Regions from separate parts of the Homo sapiens genome. Here region 2 is linked to region 1. A link is an interaction called in ENCODE POLR2A ChIA-PET data of the cell type or tissue named here. Cell type or tissue: IMR-90. All regions are shown on one strand. Each heading gives the region's core, and the rest is flanking DNA. Links, peaks and the distances in the headings are about the cores only.

Region 1 (10,253 bases), core at 3,579-8,578:
ACTCTCAACAAAGAGTTTACTTTCCTTTTTCCCCTCCTCATTTTCTTTTTTTTTTAAAATATTACTTATTTAATTTTTAATGGTCGAGTTTACTTTTCTTCTTATTTTACTTGTGTTTCTTCTAAAGGAGCTGTCTGGGCTAACTACTCCATTGGTTAGAATATGATGCCTTTGAGCCCAAAATCTTGTTTGATCTCAGAATAGGCCAAGTTAATATTTTACAAAGAAAAGCTGAGAATTAAATGGCATCACCATTAGCCTGCCATTGTCAGAAGAATATGAGATGAGCTAAGAGTATATCTGACTCAGAAAAACAACTCAAAAGCATGTCTTGTTGTTCTCAGATGGTCTGAGTTTTCAAAAGAAAAAAGATGATGAGTCAATCGTAGAAATAAATAGCCTAAATATCTCATAGATTAAGTCAATTAAGTAAAGATTCCCCTTATGTATTTGCCCTATTTTAATGTAGGTAATCAAGGTACTGAATTTTTTCTAGACAGGTTGTAGTATCAGCGCAGTGATGAAAGTAGTCTTCCTCTGCTGTGAATTAGGGCTAATATTAAATTTTGTGTGGTTGCTGAAGAAGTTTACTGTGCACTAGCTCTCTCTTCAAAAAAATTATTTAAGTTACATTAAATTTTATTTATTTATGTGTAGCTCCTAGATCTAAAAGGGAATAGTTTTTTCCCCTCACAATTTCAAGACTTCTCTTTTATTCTTCTTTTTTTCGAGACAGTTTCACTCTTGTCACTCAGGCTGGAGTACAATGGCACGATCTTGGCTCACTGCAGCCTCTACTTCCTGGGTTCAAATGATTCTCCTGCCTCAGCCTCCCGAGTTGCTGGGATTACAGGTGCCCGACACCACACCTGGCTAATTTTTGTATTATTAGTAGAAACAGGGTTTCGCCATGTTGGTCAGGCTGGTTTCAAACTCCTGACCTTGTGATCTGCTCACCTCGGCCTCCCAAAGTGCTGGTATCACAGGTGTGAGCCACCGCGCCTGGGCTTCATTACAATTTTTATTTTGTCTTCCTGATTTCTGGGGGATAAGAGGGGAACCAAAAAGATAGTTTATGAAGAACTTAACAGTTTCCACATTGCCATTTCTGTAAAATCAGGAAAAGAACAACAGATGTATTACAGACTAGTTAGGGAGAAAAGTGATCAAAAAACACTTGATATTTTTAAATTCGTGGAAACTTTGAGCTACATATTTTGCCTTCCGTTCATCTTTGTAACCATTTTTTTGTTTCAGGTTGAGTGTGATTCTTTCTTCCCAGCTGGAACTTTCAGCCTTGTCCCCGAGACCAAAAGCTCAATCAGTGTCACTCTGCAGAGAATGTTTTCAGTATACGAGTGTCCTCTCCTTGGCACTCAGTTGGGACAGTCAGCACTGCCCCTGCCCCAGAGCTAATTAACTGCATTGCTATCAGAGCTCTGAAGTGACAGAGGCAAAGGGCAGAGAATGGAACCAAGAGATCATTCAAAATGGGGTTCAAGCTGGGAGGCAGTGCCCGGCCCCCTTCTTTCACAGCTGGGGTTTTGGCAGCCTGTCCTCGGGTTGTTCAGCCTGGTGACCCTAGCCGCCTGTGATTTACTAACTGTTTTACAAATGTTTCCTCGCTCTGGGAGGTTTGATACACTCTTCATCCTCCTCAGCTCACCAGAGTCACTCAGTCTCTGAGCCAAACCTGCCTTTGTTTACAACTTTTCCGGAAATTTTCACAGAGGGAGAGAAACTCTCCCTCCTCTTTCAGTGTTTTATTTTTAAGTCAACACTTTTCTCAAGTTTATTTGTGCTAAACCAAATTCTCCTACAAGGTATTGCTCTGTATTCAAATGGGAATTGCTGCATTTCTATAAATAGAATGAAGGTCATGTGAACGAGTTCAGAAGATTCTAGATATCACATTTTACGGGACCTTTACATTTAGTTCACTATTTTTTGAAAATAATATTCTATGTTTGGATTTGTCTTTTTTTCCCACATTCATATTTGACTGCGCATTATGTGAAAAATTGAATTTGGGAAACATTGAGTGGAATATTTTTTAAGCTGAAATACCCATGTTAAAAATAACAAAATGTGTTGTTGCTTCATCATTGTAACTTTCTTAAAAACAGAATTTATAGCCCCTTTATTAAATATTTCTAGAATATAATTGCCTCTGAAAACACAGTACCAGGGTTTTTTTGTTTTCGTTTTTCTTTAAATCTCATTCCCATTAATTGCTCAGTCTTTACCTTGGCGGAGAATGAAAAACTGCCTTGGAACTTATTAATAAGCATTTAGAAAAACTCGACAAAAAATTAAAGAATTGGCCTGGCATGGTGGCTCATGTCTGTAATCCAAGCACTTTAGGAGGCTGAGGCACGCAGATCAGTTGAGGCCAGGAGTTCGAGACCAGCCTGGGCAACAGGGCAAAACACCTTCTCAACAAAAAATATAGAAATTAGCCTGGCGTGGCGGCACATACCTGTAGTCCCAGCTACTCAGGAGGCTGAAGTGGAAGGATCACCTGAGCCCAGAGAGGTTGAGGCTGCAGTGAGCCATGATTGTGCCAGAGTGAGACCTTGTCTCAAAAAAAATTAAAGAATGACAGGATAAAAATTTAGGGAGGCCGATTCCATCTGCAATCAAAAGCTAACTTTTGGTCCACACTAAGTAAGAAGTATTATTTTTCTCATTTCTACCTATGAAAAAAAGGTTGAAACTGAAAGAAAAAAAAAGGCATTATTTATTTTCCTCCTTTTCTGTCTTCTAGAGCCAGAACAGACAGAATATATCCTAAATTGGATACAGCCAGAGAATAGTTTACTGATAAAATATGTTTTAGGAAGGAAAACTGGTTACATTTCAGCATATACAGCTGGACTTCCTGGTGGGCCTCCCACATTGTCAACATCAGTACCATTTATTTGTTGACCAACAGAAGACCACCAGAATGAGGTATTTTCATTTCTGCATACTTCTAATTCTACAAGAAAGATAGCTGTTGAGAGAGCTAATATCAAGGAAATGGCAAACAAACACCTTAGGTGATCCTGTGTGACATTCAGGAACTATTGCAGACTTCCAGGACTCAAGACAGTCTCCTCAGCCATAATGTCATTGACCTTGACATACTCAGAACAAATTGGTCTGTGTGATTGCTACCACATGCTGTAGCGCCTCCTAACCCTGCCGTTGGTCTGGAGTGAAGCAGAGCAGGAGAAAGGGCTCCTCATCAGAGGATATGCTTCTTTTATGTTCCTTAGACTCTTGCCCAGCATGCTTTTCCCACTCTATTTAGTCTTAAAATGGCTAATTTAAAGTTTCTGAAGCTTTGTAGGAGCCGCAGAGTGTACCTAGTTTTGCCAGGCAAGGACTGAATAGGTGAATAGTCATTGTATTCTTAGGGTGTGAAACTGTTTCGGGAGCAAAAGATAAGGCAAACACAACCAAAAAGACAGCCCTTTTGCTTAGTTAGGAAGATAATTTATGTCCCCAAAGCTCTTTCAGTGATCTGTACCCATCAGACCAGTAGAATTTGAACTTTTTTCCCAACTGAAGAGTCAACTGAGATGAGTAATAAGCACACTCCTCACTTCTGGTTTTCTTTTACGTCTGTAGGTTTTTTTCATTTATATGGAGAACACAAGTCGTAGCCAGTGAAAGTTTGTATAGGCCCCTCTGTTTCTTGCACTCTAGTTATAGGCACTTGCTAAATGTTTCTTGAGTGGATGAATGAATAAGTGAATCCTGGACAGATTGAGATGTATGGGGTGAGTCATAATCCTGGCAAAACCCTAATTAAACACAGTGGAACCATTGCCTTATGCACAGGGCAACCTCAGGCATTCTGCGTTCATCGTGTCTGCAGTGTTCTCCAAATTCTGAAGCAGAGATGTCTAGATGCTTGTTTAGTGCGGAGGGTCACTTTCTTTATATTTTAAAATCAGTAAGGTCATACTTAACTTCGTTTGTACATATTAATATATCCATAAATGTTGGTAGTTCCTTTGGGTACTATGAGTGACTATAATATTAACTAAACTGCATTTTTAGATTAGAAAATTGTGAGGGGGGACCAAGCACAGTGGCTCACACCTGTAATCCCAGCACTTTGGGAGGCCAAGGCGGATGGATCACCCGAGGTCAGGAGTTCGAGACCAGCCTGATCAACGTGGTGAAACCCCCGTCTCTACTAAACTTACAGAAATTAGCCGGGCATGGTTGTGCACACCTGTAATCTCAGCTACTCGGGAGGCTGAAGCAGGAGAATCGCTTGAACCTGGGAGGCAGAGGTTGACGTGAGCCAAGATCTCGCCATTGCACTTCAGCCTGGGCAACAAGAGCGAAACTCTGTCTCAAAAAAAAAAAAAAAAAAAAAAAAAAAATTGTGAAGGGGGAATCCCCTATGAATGTACCAGTTTTTACTTTGATCCAATCAAGTTGTTTTGTATGGTTTGTTGTTTGTTTTTTGGTTTTTGGTGTTTTTTTTTTTAATTTGATTTCTACATGGATTCAAAATAATTTTGTTTGGAAAGAACAGATATGTCAGGGGAAGAAGTGACACGTAAGCTACAACAGAGTATATTTTTCAAGCACCTCTTTATTTGAAGATGCAATATTAGTATTTGTTCTTTCTTAGCACCTTTTCGAAGTTTTCTTCACATGAACTCTTGCAGTGTGCCAAGGATAGCAGAGATGTTTTTCAAACGTTTATTGGCTACACACATAAAAGAACAGAAATTCCTATTTTTCTTCTCTGTCCTTATATTACTATATCACCTGTTCTCCAGCCTATGGGTACAAGTGATTGACATCGTTTTCTTGTCGATAAGTATGATACTTATACATCTGTCTTGTTCTTCTTACTGTCTGTGTATTAATATTTCTAGATGAAGATATATATTAATTCATTTAATCTTCATTATAACTTTAGGATGCAGATACTGTTATTATTCTTTGATAGATGAGGAAACTAAGTTCAAGAAAGATCCCAAATGTGTCCAAGGTTACAAAGACAGTGAATGCATGACTAGATTCAAACCAAGATGCCCTGGCTCCTGAAGCTGTGCTCCTAATCACCAAGCTGTTTCCCATGGCATTCTATTCTGTGAAGGTATTATCATCTAGTTGATGGCTTCCCTATGGATGTTGTCTAACTTTTTTTGCATTTACAAACAAAACTGCAGTGAACATCTTTATACATATTTCCTTGTGCAGTGGTTAGCATCTTAGAAACTTGAATATATCTGCTTCTTAGCCTCCCACCCAAATTTCTATGTTGCTTTAGAATCCAGAGGAGAAAATCCGCCCTCTTACATGGCTCAAAGAAATATGCTCACAGAGTGCCCATTTTTCAGTTTTCTTAGAGTTGTGAGATTTAAACTAAGAGAAATAAGGTACATATATATTTGTGTGTTGCTTAGTGAGAAGTGGTGGGTAGGAATAATTTTTCTGTTTTTGCTGAGATCTTATTAGTAACATGGCTAAAAACATTGGCTTTGCAAAATTCTCAGTCAGATTCTTGCTTTTAAATAGAATTAGAGGGGAAAATTACTATTAGTCTTTTATATGGAAATAACAAAAAACTTAGGAGATAATGTTGATCACATACCCTTTTTTATTATATCTTAGTAACTTATTTAATATTTTAGAAAGTGGCTTATAAAAAATTTATTGATTTCTACTTAGTATTTCAAATCTAAATTCAGGATGGGAAGGTTTCATGAACTTTCCAGAGACTAGTAACTTCCTATTCCACTTTCCTGGGCTTGGTATTTTAGTTATTGTATTGTCTACTCATATATTTGACTTTTCACTGTGTTTCATTTTGTCTAAAGCGGGACTCTTCTCCTCCCAGGGACCAGAGAATTTTCTTCTTGATGTTCTGTTAAAGCCTTGCTAAGCTCTGACTCAGCCTGACTTTAAATCCATAGTTTCATTTTCTAACATTATTAATGATTAATCTTGAAGCACCGAAGAAATGAAATGTGCTAGTAAGTGTCGTTAAAAAACTGAGAGTTTTTCTTCTGTTGTGGACATTTCTTGTCCATAACAGCTTGAGTTTAACTCGAATCTCATTAGCTCAGCTTAATTTGAGGATGTTCTGAAAAGAGAGAGGGAGAAACAAAGCACGTGGTCATCCCAAATGCTAATATCAGAGACTCTCTTTTAAAGCTACTAGGTCCACGCTTCTATGAAGAAAGCAGGTATCCATGTTGTTGATGCTCCCTAGAGAGAGCCTCAGACACATTTTGTTCCCAAACAGAATTAGAAGGAAAAGGTCTGCTTAGCTGTCTTTTCCTGTTTAAAATACAGCTGCCCCTGCAGTAGAGCCCTTGTCAGCTCGCTGGTGCTCTCTGCAAACTTGCAGTGCAAGTCTATGATATAAGTGGTGTAGAGTGGTTTTGTTGCTAAGAGAAAAGTGCTAAAAAGGAAAAAAAAAAAAAAAGGAGGGCCTGTATCTCTTGTGTAGCTCAGATCCTTTGGGTATTTAATGTACAGTTTCAGCAAAAGACACTCAGAATTATACCTCTGGTTGGTTCAAAATTGCTTAAATGTTGAAACATATGGTCTCATGTTCCATTTGTTAGCAAACAACCAGCTGTTCTCAGCCTGCCAAATCCAAGTAAACATCCACTGTGTGGAAGAGTGAATCTGAAATGGTTCAGTAAAAACATAAAAGCTGTTTTTGCTGAAGAAGAAGAAAAAAAAAAGGCCACCCCGAAACAACAGCTAGTGAAAAAAAAAAAAAAATCTTGTTCTGATAACGTCTTTTCCCTGGCTTGCTTACAGTGGACTGTGGAGTAGGAATGACTCTAGAGCCGTTTCAATTTAAAAAGATTTGTAGGCAAACTTGCTGTCCTCTTCTGTTGCTGAAAATCGTGATTGTCTTGGTTACAGTGATTATTTTAATAAAATGCAATTATCTGAATAATTAATGTATTTGACTACTCTACTGTGTCCTCCATTCACAGAGGCCAAAATGTCAAAGATCAAGTAGATTGGGAGAATAGGAAAATTCTCATTATAAAGGCAAGGGGAGGAGGGAAAGGATGAAATATTTGGAATTTCAGTGCAGTGGTTTCTATTTATCCGAAATGTCAAGGGCAGTGTAAAATGTATTTTTAAAATGTGTTTCTGTATGGTTTGTGCCCATTCTTGGCGTGGCTGTGGCTGTACAGAGACCATTGTTCTTTGAGGAATATGAGGGGGTGTCTTTGTCCAAAGTGACAAAAAGAAGACTTGGAAGACTGGGCTTCCTTTGTTCCTGTGCGGTGCTGTAAAATTTGGTTTGAAATTAGGACCTCAGGGAAGGACCTTCAATAGAGAGCTTTCATTTCCTGCCAGCATTTTAATCACTCTGGGGTTTAAAGTGGATGGCCGGCCAGCATAATGGCCCTATGTTTAATAGAACAGCTTGTATCTTGAAGGCCAGTTAAGGGATCTGTCATCCGCCCAATATTCGTCTTTTCTGTTTCCTGTCCATTTATGAAGATCACCCACCCTTTTAGGTGGCTTCCCTGGATCATTTTGTAGGGGAGCTGCTGCCACTGCTTCTTAAAGAGGCTGAACAGAAACCCAGTTGAATGTGGTCCAGTCTTCAGCCCACGCAGGGAAGTTCTGCAGAGTGCTTTAATTAGACACGAAGTTCACCACATTTGGGAGTTGATTCCATCAGTTGTAGAGGGACTGTGTCAGATTTCACAAAAAATATAGAATTGGAAGAAGATTAAAATTTATCCATATCTCAGAATTATTGGCACCTATTGACCTGATATGTGCTCACATCATCACTGTGGTGGATGTTAATGTCATCCTGTCATGCACAGGAGTAACTTATCTCCTGAGGGGTGAAGTAACCTGGTGGGTTTGATCCTGTTGTATACAAAGGAAATTCACAATTTTTCTAATACAGTGGCTTGTTAACTCTGAAGGCAGGCTTCCTTTGGAACCCTTTAGAAATTTACCTTTATAGTTTATGAGATGATATCCAGAACTCCTAAAGGAGTAAATATTGGAGACAAGACTTGAAAGAGAGAGCCAGCAGTAAGAAGTAAGGGTTCTGAATTTCTTTCCCAGCTCATGCCTAGTGGGTAAGAGTAAGATAACATCAGTAAAAGCCTGAGATTCACTAAGTTTTCATGTAGGAACTGTCACTGAAATTGCTCTGTGACCAGGTGCTAAGAATGGCCTTGTGTTGTCAGTAATAGTGAACTGCTTGGCAGAGGTAATTTTAGAGGTAACTATTAAATAGGATCACAAAGTGTTTCCCTAACTGAGTAATAACATACATGAATGAGGGGAGAGAAGGAAGGGACCTTTTCAACTACGAGCACACTCTCTATCCCATCTCATAGCCAGTTGTGCTGCAGACAGACAAAACCAGAGAAGCCGCTTTTCACGGACATTTTTCTTTTTTGCAGATACCTAGGGGTTATCATGGGGAAACAAAGGCATGTATAAACCTCATTCAGCAGTCTTTTCAGATAGAGTCTGAAAAGAGTCTATCACCAATCTATCTGAGGTCAGCTTAATCCATACCCACAGAGATGATGAGCCAAAGGCTTCCCTAAGCTAGGGTCCCATAGTCTTCCCCAAGCTAGGGTCCCAGCGCTGGGTGGGGGACAGGAGAAAAGGCCTGAGGCACGGGGGAGAAAAGGCAGTTGCAGATAGTAATGTTTGGAGGCATGCTCAGTTATTCAGAAGAAATGGAATGACGTTAAAATTCTCCCAAAAAAGGTTGGAACCACCTCTGCTTCCCTTTCCCCACTCTGTAATCAGTAATCATTGTCTGGTGTGTTCAGATGATAATCCAGTTGGCCACCAAGGGGTTGTGCTTCCTTACTGACTGTATTTGTGATCTGTAAGACTTTTCAAACACAGGTTTAAACATCCAGAGACTCCAGCCTCTTTGACAGTCATTCTCCCACTGTGTCCCTTTTGACTTCTTTTGTCATGTCTCTAGTGCAGATTTCCCAGCTGCCCAATTTGAGCCCTTTTGAGTTGACCTCCCTTGGATGAGTAGCTCTTTGAAAGCTGATTTAAAGTGAGTGTTGCTCCACCTAAGAGCTGTTGGCTGAAAAAAGCACTGTCTACAACAGCAGAGGTGGCCGAGAAAGGCAGACAGGCTCTCCTGAGGCTGGTGTTGCAGATTTGCATTGGTCTAGTAGGAATTATGCATCATTAGACTGAACTTCTTATGTTTGCATCCAGGTCATTTCTCCATAAAAAAAAAAAAAAAATGCCACTGACATTACAGCCAAGGAACCATCATTGTACTTACACCAGTCTGTTCCCACACATGAAGTGTTATGCTTCAAATAACCGCTCAACAGCTCATCTGAAGGTCCAGAGTATGTTTACTGGGTAAAATATTTCAGGCATAGACTTGGAGAGCAAGCTGCCCACCAGGGCAGGGCCTTAGCATAAAGTTAATATCGTCAAAGATCTGACTATAATCCATTTCATTCACTGTTGCAGTTTGCTGTGTGGGTGTTTCTACAATGTGGGAAACTTGTTTCATTGAAGAGTCTGAATATTTTGTAAGGATGTGAAGAGTTGCAAATAATCTTTTCTGTAAGGCTATGAGGAGAAACAAAGCAGCTAATGTTAGAAAGAACTGGTACACGATTGTTTTCTGTCATTTGTAAAACAAAATAGGAATATTCTGGTCTTTACAGATTTATATCCTCAACTTGTTGCTCCTTAAGGATTATACAAAAAGCATACCTATGAAAAGATCTGTTCTACTGGAAGGATATCCTATTTTGAAGCTCAAATAGTTTTATTTTTATTTACGTATTTATTTTCAGAAATAGCGTCTCCGTCTGTCACCCAGGCTGGAGTGCAGCAGTGTAATCATAGCTCACTGCAGCCTCGAACTCCTGGGCTGAAGTGATCCTCCATCCTCAGCCTCCCAAAGCACTGAGATAACTAGTGAGGGCCACCACGCCCAGCCTTGAAGCTCAAATAATTTTAAAATATAAGATGATATATGTAATAAAGCATAATTCTTTGTCTATAGAAAATGTGTCTGTATGTTCAAAAGGCTACCTAAATTTTGTTATATTAACGAAAGAAAAGGTATGGAATAAAGTGTATATATATATATATAAAAACTATATTGTATATTTGCAATATAGTAAAAATAACATATACATGTATAAAGATATATACATATAAACATATAAATATTTCTGTGTATTCAAGTCAGTAGAGTTACCCAAGATGCCTTCATTTTTGCCTTTAGGCAGTGA
Region 2 (10,253 bases), core at 1,988-6,987, 190 kb before region 1:
TTGATGATAGTGGTCAGTCATACTTGACTGTTGCTAGATGACAAGACTCAATATCTTTAAGCCAGAGGTCCCCAACCCCTGGGCCACAGACTGGTGCTAGTCCCTGGCCTGTTAGGAACTGAGCCGCACAGCAGGAGGTGAACAACAGGCGAGTGAGCATCACCGCCTGAGCTCTGCCTCCTGTCAGATCAGCATCGGCATTAGATTCTCGTTAAGAGTGCAAACCCTATTGTTGTGAACTACACATGTGAGGGACCTAGGTTGCACACTCCTTATGAGAATCTAATGCCTCATGATCTGAAGTGAAACTTCCATGAAACCTATTCCTGGTGCCAAAAAGGTTGGGGATCGCTCCTTAAGCCACTCTCTGAAGAGTTTGTTGATTATACCTGGAAACTACTATTGACTTTTCTGATTGTTCTTTTACTATAAGTTATCTAAAACATTTAATCATAAAGTTTTCAGAATATAATATATGGTTTGATTATCTTAAAATTTAACATTTTCACTAAAATACATGTATTTTGCCTTGTCAAAAGTAATATTTGATTCGTGAGAACCAAATATATTCTGTGAATTTTCATTTTTGCTATATTCTGAGTTTTGAAACAAATCTCAGACAATATTTCATCCCATTAGCTTTCATCCTATTAGATTTTAAAGGCTATATTTATTTTATTAAATTTTTTTTACTATGACAAATTCTTAAGACTGGAGTTAGCTAATTTCCATTAATTATTGGCATTAAATTGTATTGTATTTGCTGAGAAATCTGATGGCTCCATTAACGTCACCAGGGTGATGAGCACATGAGAGTTTTCATTTTCCATGTCTCTTTTTATTCTGGAAATTCTCATTTACTCAAGCTTTGCTTTTATAAAATTCCTTTCCTAGTATTTTTAAAATAAAATCAACAAGAAGTATTTGACATGGATTATGTAGAAAGAGAACACAGAGTGACCCACTTATAGACAGGTAAATTATATTCTGTTTTCAATATACCTGATAATGTAGTTGGTAAAATTATGTACTTAGGTTAGATAAGCTTCCACTTCATCTATGTCCGAGGTATTTTGCACATGGTCATAAAATAACCATAAAGTGTTATATTTCTAAAGTAGAGATTTCTAAAGATTTCTAGGATCCAGTAATTAAATACCCAAATTGAGATAGAAGCCTCAACTTAAACCTTAAGGGGACAAAACGTGTGTTTACCATATTCAACATCTGCCTTCTTATGTTTGCAAATACATATGCCTGAAAGCCTGTGCAGTGTCAGGGACCATCTGTCTCACTGCGAGACATACATGAGGCCAGTAGAACTACAAATAGCAGAAGACAGATGTATTTACACCTTCTTGTTCAGTACCTTGAAGCAGCACTTGGAGGTAATAAGGCCTGTTTTGGCAACAGCTGCTGCTTAACTCTGTGACAGTATACATTGATGGAGGTAAAAGAAGTGTTAGACATTATTTGGCTCCAATAATCACCCATTCAAACAGACTCTGTTTTCTTTCAGTTTAAGACTGGAGGTTTAAAAAGTCCAGGTTATCATGTTCTTATCATATGTAAGTAAGAATAGTTCTCCTAATCTATTAAAAGTGGAATTAGGTGCTAAGAGGTTGCACCATATCTTGGATGTTAGGTTTGTAGTAGGGATTTATTAGCAGCATTTCATAGATGTTTGGCATTATCAAGTGAGTGATCAAGTTTTAAAAAATATTTTCTATGTAACAATTCACAAAAAAATGTTCATCAATGAGCTTAATTTTATCTGCTTAAATCTAAAATTATTTATATTTCCAAATTATTTTATGGACACAAGCAGAGAACAGTAAATTTCAAAAAGAAGTCATGGTAGGTAGTTCCGTGGGAATAAAAAATATTAAAATTGAAAATGAAGTTACTTCCTTGCTCTTACTAGGTGGAGCACTTTTTGTGAAGTAAACATGGGATGATTTGCTCTCTCGTAGGTTTCCTTTTCCTTAAATGGAAGTAGCTCCTCATTTCTTTCCCCCTCCCCATCTTTATATTTACTCATTTCATTTCTTCTCTTTTCTTTTGAGACAGAGTCTTGCTCTGTCACCCAGGCTGGAGTGCAGTGGTGTGTGATCTCCACCCACTGCAACCTCTGCTCTTGGGCTCAGGTGATTCTCTTGCCTCAGCCTCCCGAGTAGCTGGGACTACAAGTGGGTGTGTGCCACCATGCCTGTCTAAGTTTTGTATTTTTTGTAGAGATTGGGTTTCTCTATGTTGCCCAAGCTGGTCTTGAACTCCTGGTCTCAAGTGATCCAACTGCCTTAGCCTCCCAAAGTGCTGGGATTATAGGCATGAGCAACCGCACCCGGCCATGTTTATTCATTTCTTTGTGAAGATTTAGGTGGTTATTAGGAAGCTTCAGATGCACCCTGTAGAAGTAGGTTAAGTAATGTAGTGGAAAAAATATGGAATTGGGAGTCTGAGGCCCTGGCTTCTTCTCATCTGGGTTCTGCACCTATTTGCCAGTGTGTCCTAGGTAAATTTCTTCACCTGAAAAAAAAAAGTTTATATATATGGATTATAATCTTTTAATCCTTATCATGTATGAGTTTCTACCAGTTCTTTGGTCCCATTTCTAAGCCTCAGGACTGTTGAGCAGCCGTAAGCCAGTGCTGATGGGCTCAGGCCCCACTTAGAAAGCATAGATGCTTTTAAATGATATTAAATGGAAGCATTAAATAGCATTTATTCAGACACATCCAGTTGATATTTGTAGACCAAATCTACCATCAGACTTGGCTATGTGAGTAAATGATATTGGCATATAGTAGGCCTTGCAGAAGGTCTATTCCTTATTTTAATTCAATTAGGTACACCTTGGCTCAGTTACACAGTTTGGCCTGAGCCTTAAACTTTATAGGCAAAGTTCGGAGAATTAAATTGGAAATATTTGGAGAAAGACCCACTAGATACAGATATAATAGCTTGGGTAATTCCCCACCTCATGTTTCTGCCTTATGTAAGTACCAGTTCTTCATAGCTAAGCAATGGATGTTTGGTTCTAGATATTAAATAATGGACAATGTATTTTCATTGGAATATGTATGGATGTGACTACATATGCAATATATTTAACATAGTTTGAGTTCCAATTTTTCTGCTATATCAGTGGAGTACTTAAACCACACCATACTGTAAATCTGGGAATTTTTTTTGGATGATGTCTACTATATACCATATATATATTTTTTGTTTGTTTGTTTGTTTTGTTTTGTTTTTGATATGGAGTCTCGCTCTGTAGCCCAGGCTGGAGAGCAGTGGCGTGATCTTGGCTCACTGCAAGCTCCGCCTCCTGGGTTCACACCATTCTCCTCCCTCAGCCTCCCGAGTAGCTGGAGGCGCCCGCCACCACGCTTGGCTAATTTTTTTGTATTTTTAGTAGAGATGGGGTTTCACTGTGTTAGCCAGGATGGTCTCATTCTCTTGACCTCGTGATCCACCTGCCTCCACCTCCCAAAGTGCTGGAATTACAGGCGTGAGCCACCGCGCCCAGCCTATACCATATTTTTAAAAGTCAGCAGGCATAAATTTCTACAGAAGTTTGACATTATTTATGTTATGTTCATCTCTTTTTTTGCCACATATAACAGAATTTTAACATTATCAATGTTTTTTTCCTAATGAAAAGTCACCCAGGCTCAAGTGCAGTAGTGTGATCATAGTTCACTGTATCTTCAAACTCCTGGGCTCAAGTGATCGTCCCACTTCAACCTCCTGAGTAGCTGGTACTACAGGCCTATATCACCGCACCCGGCTGATTTTTAAAATGTTGTGAAGAGATAGGTCTTGCTGTATTGCCCAGGCTAGTCTTGAACTCCTACGCTCAGTCTTGCCTTAGCCTCCCAAAGTGCTGGAATTATAGGCATGAGCCACCATGCCCAGCCTGCTAATGAAAATCTTCTAAATCTTGAGTTTATCACTTAAAATTGGGTATCATGTGTATCTCAAATTAGACACTTGTCTGTTTTAGCTTCAGTTTCCCCTACAGATCAATAGTTTACTACCAGTAATACGATAGGTCTCTTTGGTAGGGAGCAAGTAAAATTAATGAAAAATTCAAAGTATAACTTAAAAATGATATTAGGAATAATTTACTGATATGCATGTGGGAAATGCAAGTTCACTTCAGTTGTTGTTTTAACAGAGGGCACACAGAATTTAGAAGTCATTAGCATCCCTAGAATTTATTTTTAGAGAAATATGGCTCTGCTTCAATATTTGACACATAATGTTGTATAGCTTTTTCTCTGCTTCATCTCTGTTTATTACATTTAATATTTATATGGGCTCATTCTGATGTCTGTTCTGTGGCAGTGCCTGAATTGTCTTAGGACATGATTAATTGAAAAATAAGGTTTATAGAGTATGTTTATAAAATTTGTCTCTTAGATGCCACGTACTTCTTTAACTCTGGAGATGATTGAACAGAATTGTTACTAATACCTTTTAGCACTAGAGTCAGATTATAGAGGATTGGAGGATTTCAAATCAAATCTAGTTTTGCTTTTTTCTCATATTAAAAAAATTCTTCGTGTTTACCTTGTTTTCAGCTAGTAAGATTGAAGACTTTGTGGCACCATGTGGCATTCAACAAAATGAATCAGTTGAATGACTTACATAGTGTTATGGTATGTTATAAAACATAATTCTTTCCTATCTTCTGGGAGTCTCCTGAAGAAACCCTTTGAGAACTAATGGCCAGGTCATTTCACGGTGGCCTATATATAAGTCTGTAATATTTCTGGATTTTTAGTCTCTTGACCAGATTTTCCTGAGATTTGAAAATCAGAATTCAGGTCAAAAAGGATATAATTATGACAAATTGAGTAGGTTTTATATGGCATATTTGTTAAGCCTGCTAAAATTTAATGGTGATTGGAAAACACCAATTATTCGAGTTTGAATATAGTAATTTGGGTTGCCTCTGTTAATACAGAGAATATTTCATTCAGTATACACTCCCACTCACATCATCTCTTTTTCTTTCCACTCTCATCTCACTTTAATACGAAACTATAGCTGTGAACTTTTGGGAGGGGAGAGTGAAGTCATAGGTGAAGACAGCTGGATCATGGATTTGTACTTTGTGACTTTATATTTTCATTCCTTTGCTACTGAGGAAAGATGAAGCAGGCACATTTCAAAAGAACAGCTGACACTATCCATACAAAGACAGTAATTACGTCAGTCACTATAATTCTTTGGAGTTTGTGGATCTTCTTTTACATGTATATGGCAGAGGTCTAGCTTGTAGGACTAGGCCAGAGGCAGATGAGTATAGATTTTATACATGCCAATTGTACATGCTAAACCAGGTTCTAACCTTGTCTCTCCAGTTCCCTTTCTCCTTGAGTTCTGTTAGCCAGTGAATCCTAGTTTGATTGAATTAGGATAACTTTAAACTAACACAAGTGGGTCAAATTGTGAATAGTGAACCTTACTGTATTCAAACTTAACAATGATGTTATTTATTTAGTACAGGCCTGTAAACTACAGTGTCTGAGTTTTACGGTGCATTTTAGGATTATGGGACAAGGAAGTAGTTGGAGAAATCTCCTTTTGGCAACATGTTACTGCCTGGAAAGGAAAATCTCGAGGTTTTTTTTTTTAAGTTTCTATATTTTTCTTTGGCTAACGTATGTTTCCTTTTTACATAAAAGGAAACCTAAACCTGGAAGAAAGGTATTTACTGGCTCTACAGGTAGGGAATATCAGATGGTCTTTTGAATTTTTAGACACTTGAAGTTTTTGTTTCATTTTTGCTTGTTTGGTTTTTGCAGCCAATGGAAAAACCTTTTAAGTAATAAGGACTAAGTTAAACTTCTAAATTCTTTATAATAAATCAATATGCTGATGTTCTGGATGAGATGGGAGACTGCCCTGAGTAGGTACAATATAACGACGTAAGCCTGGACATTCCAGATTACAGTCACTTCTGGACAATTTGGTTAGTTCAGGTGTCTTGCCTAATTAGGTGAAATTAAGAGAAGTTGTATACTATATGACAACGAAAACCTCTTCATTTTAGAGGTATTTGTAGGCATATAGAAATGGCGTGAACCATTCCTTTTCCTATCATTTCAGAACGGGCTCACTATTCAGTTGAGAGATTGTAGTCTTCAAGTAGTTTTAGTTATTTAAATCTGTGTTTGTCAAACTGCAAGCTGAGCTCTAGTAACATTTTGGTTTTGAGGTAATTAGTCATGAAATCATATAAGGAGATTATGGCCAACATTTTTTTTTCTTTAATGAAGTAGAATAAAAGTGCAATTCTGCCACTGGTTCTGTGGACCAGCAGCATTGCTGTTATCTAGGAGCTTATCGGAAATACAGAATCTCAGATCCCAGCCAGACCCACAGTGTTAGAATATGCATTTATCTGCATTGTAACATAATCTCAACATTAATGTTTATAAAACATTGAAATAAAAATAGTAACATTTATTACAGATAACACATTCATTAAATTATTGTTTCTGTCTTGTTTGTGTGTACTCGTGCACATACCAGCTTACACCTTAAAATGTATTTCTATGGGTTCACAGTCAAAAAAGTTTAAAATCTACTATTTTAAATGTGGATGCTGACATCGTACCGCTGGGTATGTTCTTATCTAACTGAGAGAGAGCTATCCTTGCTTGGCATTGGCATTGGCATCATCTCTAAAGTTTTGTTTTATTTTTTATCTATCCTATTTTTCCTTCTACCTCACTTTCTTCTAGTTATCTCTTGCGTGTCTCTGTTCCTTTCTTTGTATATAATGCGCTTCAAGCCTCAAAATTGTACTCACTATCGTGAAAACATTTTTCTCAAGTTTTGCTTTGTGGTCAAATATACTCAGTTTACTGGGAAAAAAATTAAGGCTAATCAGCAGGATTTTTATTTTTTAATTCTAGAACCAATTTTGAAGAAGGAAATACCCACATTTTACCAATGTGCTTTTCTCCTCCATTTGTTATGATTTCCAAATGTCAGATGTTACAGTACCATTTGGTTTGGATATCATTAAATCACTCAGTTTTCTTTATGTGCAGATGTGCATGGCATATCTTAAATGCTAGGAACAGAATTTTGAGAAGAAATATGTATAACATTGAAGTCCCAGTTTCCCAGTTGTATTTAAAACAAGTGATTGTAGCTTTAGTTTGCTGCGTACTAACCTAATCTAGTGCAGACCAGGTAAAGGAAGCTAACCTCTTAGACCACTATTAAGAGATATCCTAATTTCCTGGATTATGGCCAAAAATAGAGAAAAATTATACTAGTTGTACTTAGTGTTTTTTCCTTTGACCAACAATATACAATTCAACTTACGACAAATAAGCAGCTTGAAAAATATGTGCCTCTTTCTGTGGTTCTGAGACTGGAACCAGTGAAAAGCAGACAATTCATATCAAATTTTTTATCCAGTCATCGTTAGCTAATTTTAACCATTTTGTGTCACATAGCTACACATTTGTTGCTATTGATCTCACTCTTCTCCATCTGGTTATTCCATTTAACTTATACCTTGTTTTAAAGGGCTTCAGCAGTGAATTTTATTTTATTTTAACTTAGAAATACTACAGGGGTGCTCCAGAAAAGGGGGAGAAATAGAAAATTTTGAATCTCTAACTCTGAAAATTAAGGGCCTTGTTACTACACATCATTCTGTTTATTGGTTATATCAGACAGTATGTACAGCAGAATTGTAAATGATTACTAATTTTTTAGTTATTTTTATCCATACTCTATAACAGTATGATATACTTGTATTTGCTAATGTTAAATGAGTTTTTCTCTAATTTTTTGTGCATTTTTCCCCCTTTTCCATGAAGGCCTTATCTCTTTGGAGCGGGGTGTTTTTCCATAAAAGCCCCATGGTGAGTTCCAGTTCAGTCCCGCATGCCTCATTCATTTGCTGTACTCTCAAAAAGTAATTTGTTTTGTAGTTTTGTTTCCAGTTGCATGGCCTGATCACAGATAGATGCACCAAGTTACTGAATAATTTGTAGATGGAACATGAATGTTGATATTTAAGCTTTAGAAAAGTGGTTTTCTTGGTTTCACTTCATTCTTTAAAAAGTAAAAAACAAAAAAAAAAAAACCACAGATGAATTTTTTTTAAATAGAAGAATTCTCTCATAATGCTCGTAAATATTACAAGACAAGGCTAACACCCAAGTTTAAAGCTTTGAGTATTATGGCATTAGAAGTTACCTACATATCATGCATAGCATTTGAGGACATGATTTATTTTGAAATATAAATATATTTAAGGTATACCAAAAGCACCTTATAAAGTTTTTGTTGCATTTTATTTGGTCCTAAAGAGACAAAAGTTCTGTTTTTGAATAGTTTAGGTATTTAAGGAGCTACATAATGACAAAATATATATTTTACATAAAACCTCCTAAATAATTTATTATTTTGAATTATTAGCACATACTCATCATAGCTTAATTATTTGGTAAATTCTTTCATGTCAGTGCACAGAATACAGCTTTGTCAGTCTTAGACAGGAAGGTCATAGAAAAGAATTCGAATATATTTAATACTTTCATGTAAAGATAGGAAGTAGAATGTGTTAAGAATGGTATAAAATGTTTAATGGTTAAGAGTCAGACTGCCTGGGTCTTAGATCCCAATTGACACACTTACTAGCTATATGATTTGGGGGGAGTTTTCTAAAACCTTTCTATTTCTTATTTCCTTATGTATTAAATGTACCTATGTAATGGACTCACTATGAGTATTAAATAAGCTGATACATATCTCAGTATGTGTTAGTATATAACAGTGCCTGGCACATAGTAAATGTGCAGTAAATGTTAGCTGCTACCACTGTTTCTTTTCCTGTTTCAGGGAAAAATACCGTGTTTCAAAAGAAGCTTATTTAAATTAGATTATGTTTTTCACTTTTAAGGATATGTTAACCAGTGCGAAGTTTTGAGAAATGTAAGCTATATTAATTTTATTAATTTAGTCAGAATACTGAAAAGAGTTCTGCACATATGTGTAGTTCTCATAACTGCTAAATGGGGATTGTTCATACTGTTCTATTACACTAGAAAAAAACATTCCAACGTTTTTTCCTCTTGGACAGAAAGAAGCTTAAATAGTTCTTTAAGGTTAATTATTATTTGACACAAACTTATTTCAATGTTTATATGCCATAGGAAGATCTGAAAATTTTGTTATTGCTTAATAATAGGTGACATAAAACAAATCAACATAAAATTTTCCTCCTTGAAAATTATAATTAGACACAGTTTGCAAAACTATTCTAAACAAATTCAGGATATACAAGAATATAAATCTCATGAAAGTTGATCTTTATTCATTTTGTTAACCAGATGTCTTCTAAAAACAAATAAGATACACAGATCTTACTTATGAGCCTTCCAGTGATCAGTGAATTTTAAATGCCACATTCAACATATGACAAAATTTCTTTGTAAACTTAGAATTAAATTCCATTTTAGGATAAATTCTTCTTCTAAGTACAAAGCAAAGAGTTGTAGTATGTTAATAAAGATTGAAGTTTTGCATAGAAGTAAAAGATGGAATAACAACTGTTGTATGTTAAGTAAGTAAAGTTCATTCCTTCAACAGCTTACGTGCTCCTCACATTTAAGCAAAAGCACTTGTCAACCAGAAATGATTTGAGGTTGAAACAAGATTAAAAGAGCCAGATTAAAGAAAGGGATATATTAAATATAGTAGACTTTTAAATCATTGCCTGTCTTTTAGAAGACTGCTTTGTGGTTTGTTTGATGCCATCGTTAGCTCACAAGAAACTCGTTTTTAGTCACTTATACTAGACTAAAAGGTTCTCCTTTAAAATGTTACTTTCCCAGTGGTGCATGTTTTTTCCATTAAGATCTTAATGAAACCTCAAATTAAGGCAGCAAATGAATATAAATTTGACAACTTCTTCCATTTTGTTTATAAGAGCTCCTTTGTTTTAATAGTTTTTGCTATTTTTCCATGTTATTTAGCATTCAACCTGAGAATGTTTTTATGTACTGTTCTGAAATAAAACATTATATGCTAAATAAATATGTTTTTAGTATATCCAGTTATAGGGTAATATATGTATTTTGGATGAAAAATGAAATTTTTAAATGAAATGTAAATTTTCTACAAACTTTTTATTAGTTTCGAGTTGCAACGTTAACACTTAGCTAAGAATTTGCTTTTGGTATATCACAATTTCTGCTAGTTCTTTATTC

Evidence for each region. Peaks named below come from ENCODE experiments on the same cell type or tissue, not always from the same donor. Only the 100,000 strongest peaks of a DNase experiment are listed, where the experiment ranks them.
Region 2: POLR2A ChIA-PET joins it to region 1 with 10 read pairs; 3 of 35 experiments call an interaction of 5 or more read pairs at or near these places.

The regions. Positions count from the first base shown.
Region 1 is chr17:61,202,448-61,212,700 of GRCh38, forward strand. The region is part of intron 22 of BCAS3 (BCAS3 microtubule associated cell migration factor); the gene reads left to right. Among named protein-coding and RNA genes, the nearest start is that of BCAS3-AS1, 72 kb to the left of the region's middle. In IMR-90, for the core only: no CTCF peak of the experiment used is centred there; a DNase peak (open chromatin) is centred at 6,594; H3K4me3 peaks cover 315 bases; H3K27ac peaks cover 1,545 bases.
Region 2 is chr17:61,019,010-61,029,262 of GRCh38, forward strand. The region is part of intron 16 of BCAS3 (BCAS3 microtubule associated cell migration factor); the gene reads left to right. Among named protein-coding and RNA genes, the nearest start is that of BCAS3-AS1, 110 kb to the right of the region's middle. In IMR-90, for the core only: no CTCF peak of the experiment used is centred there; no DNase peak of the experiment used is centred there.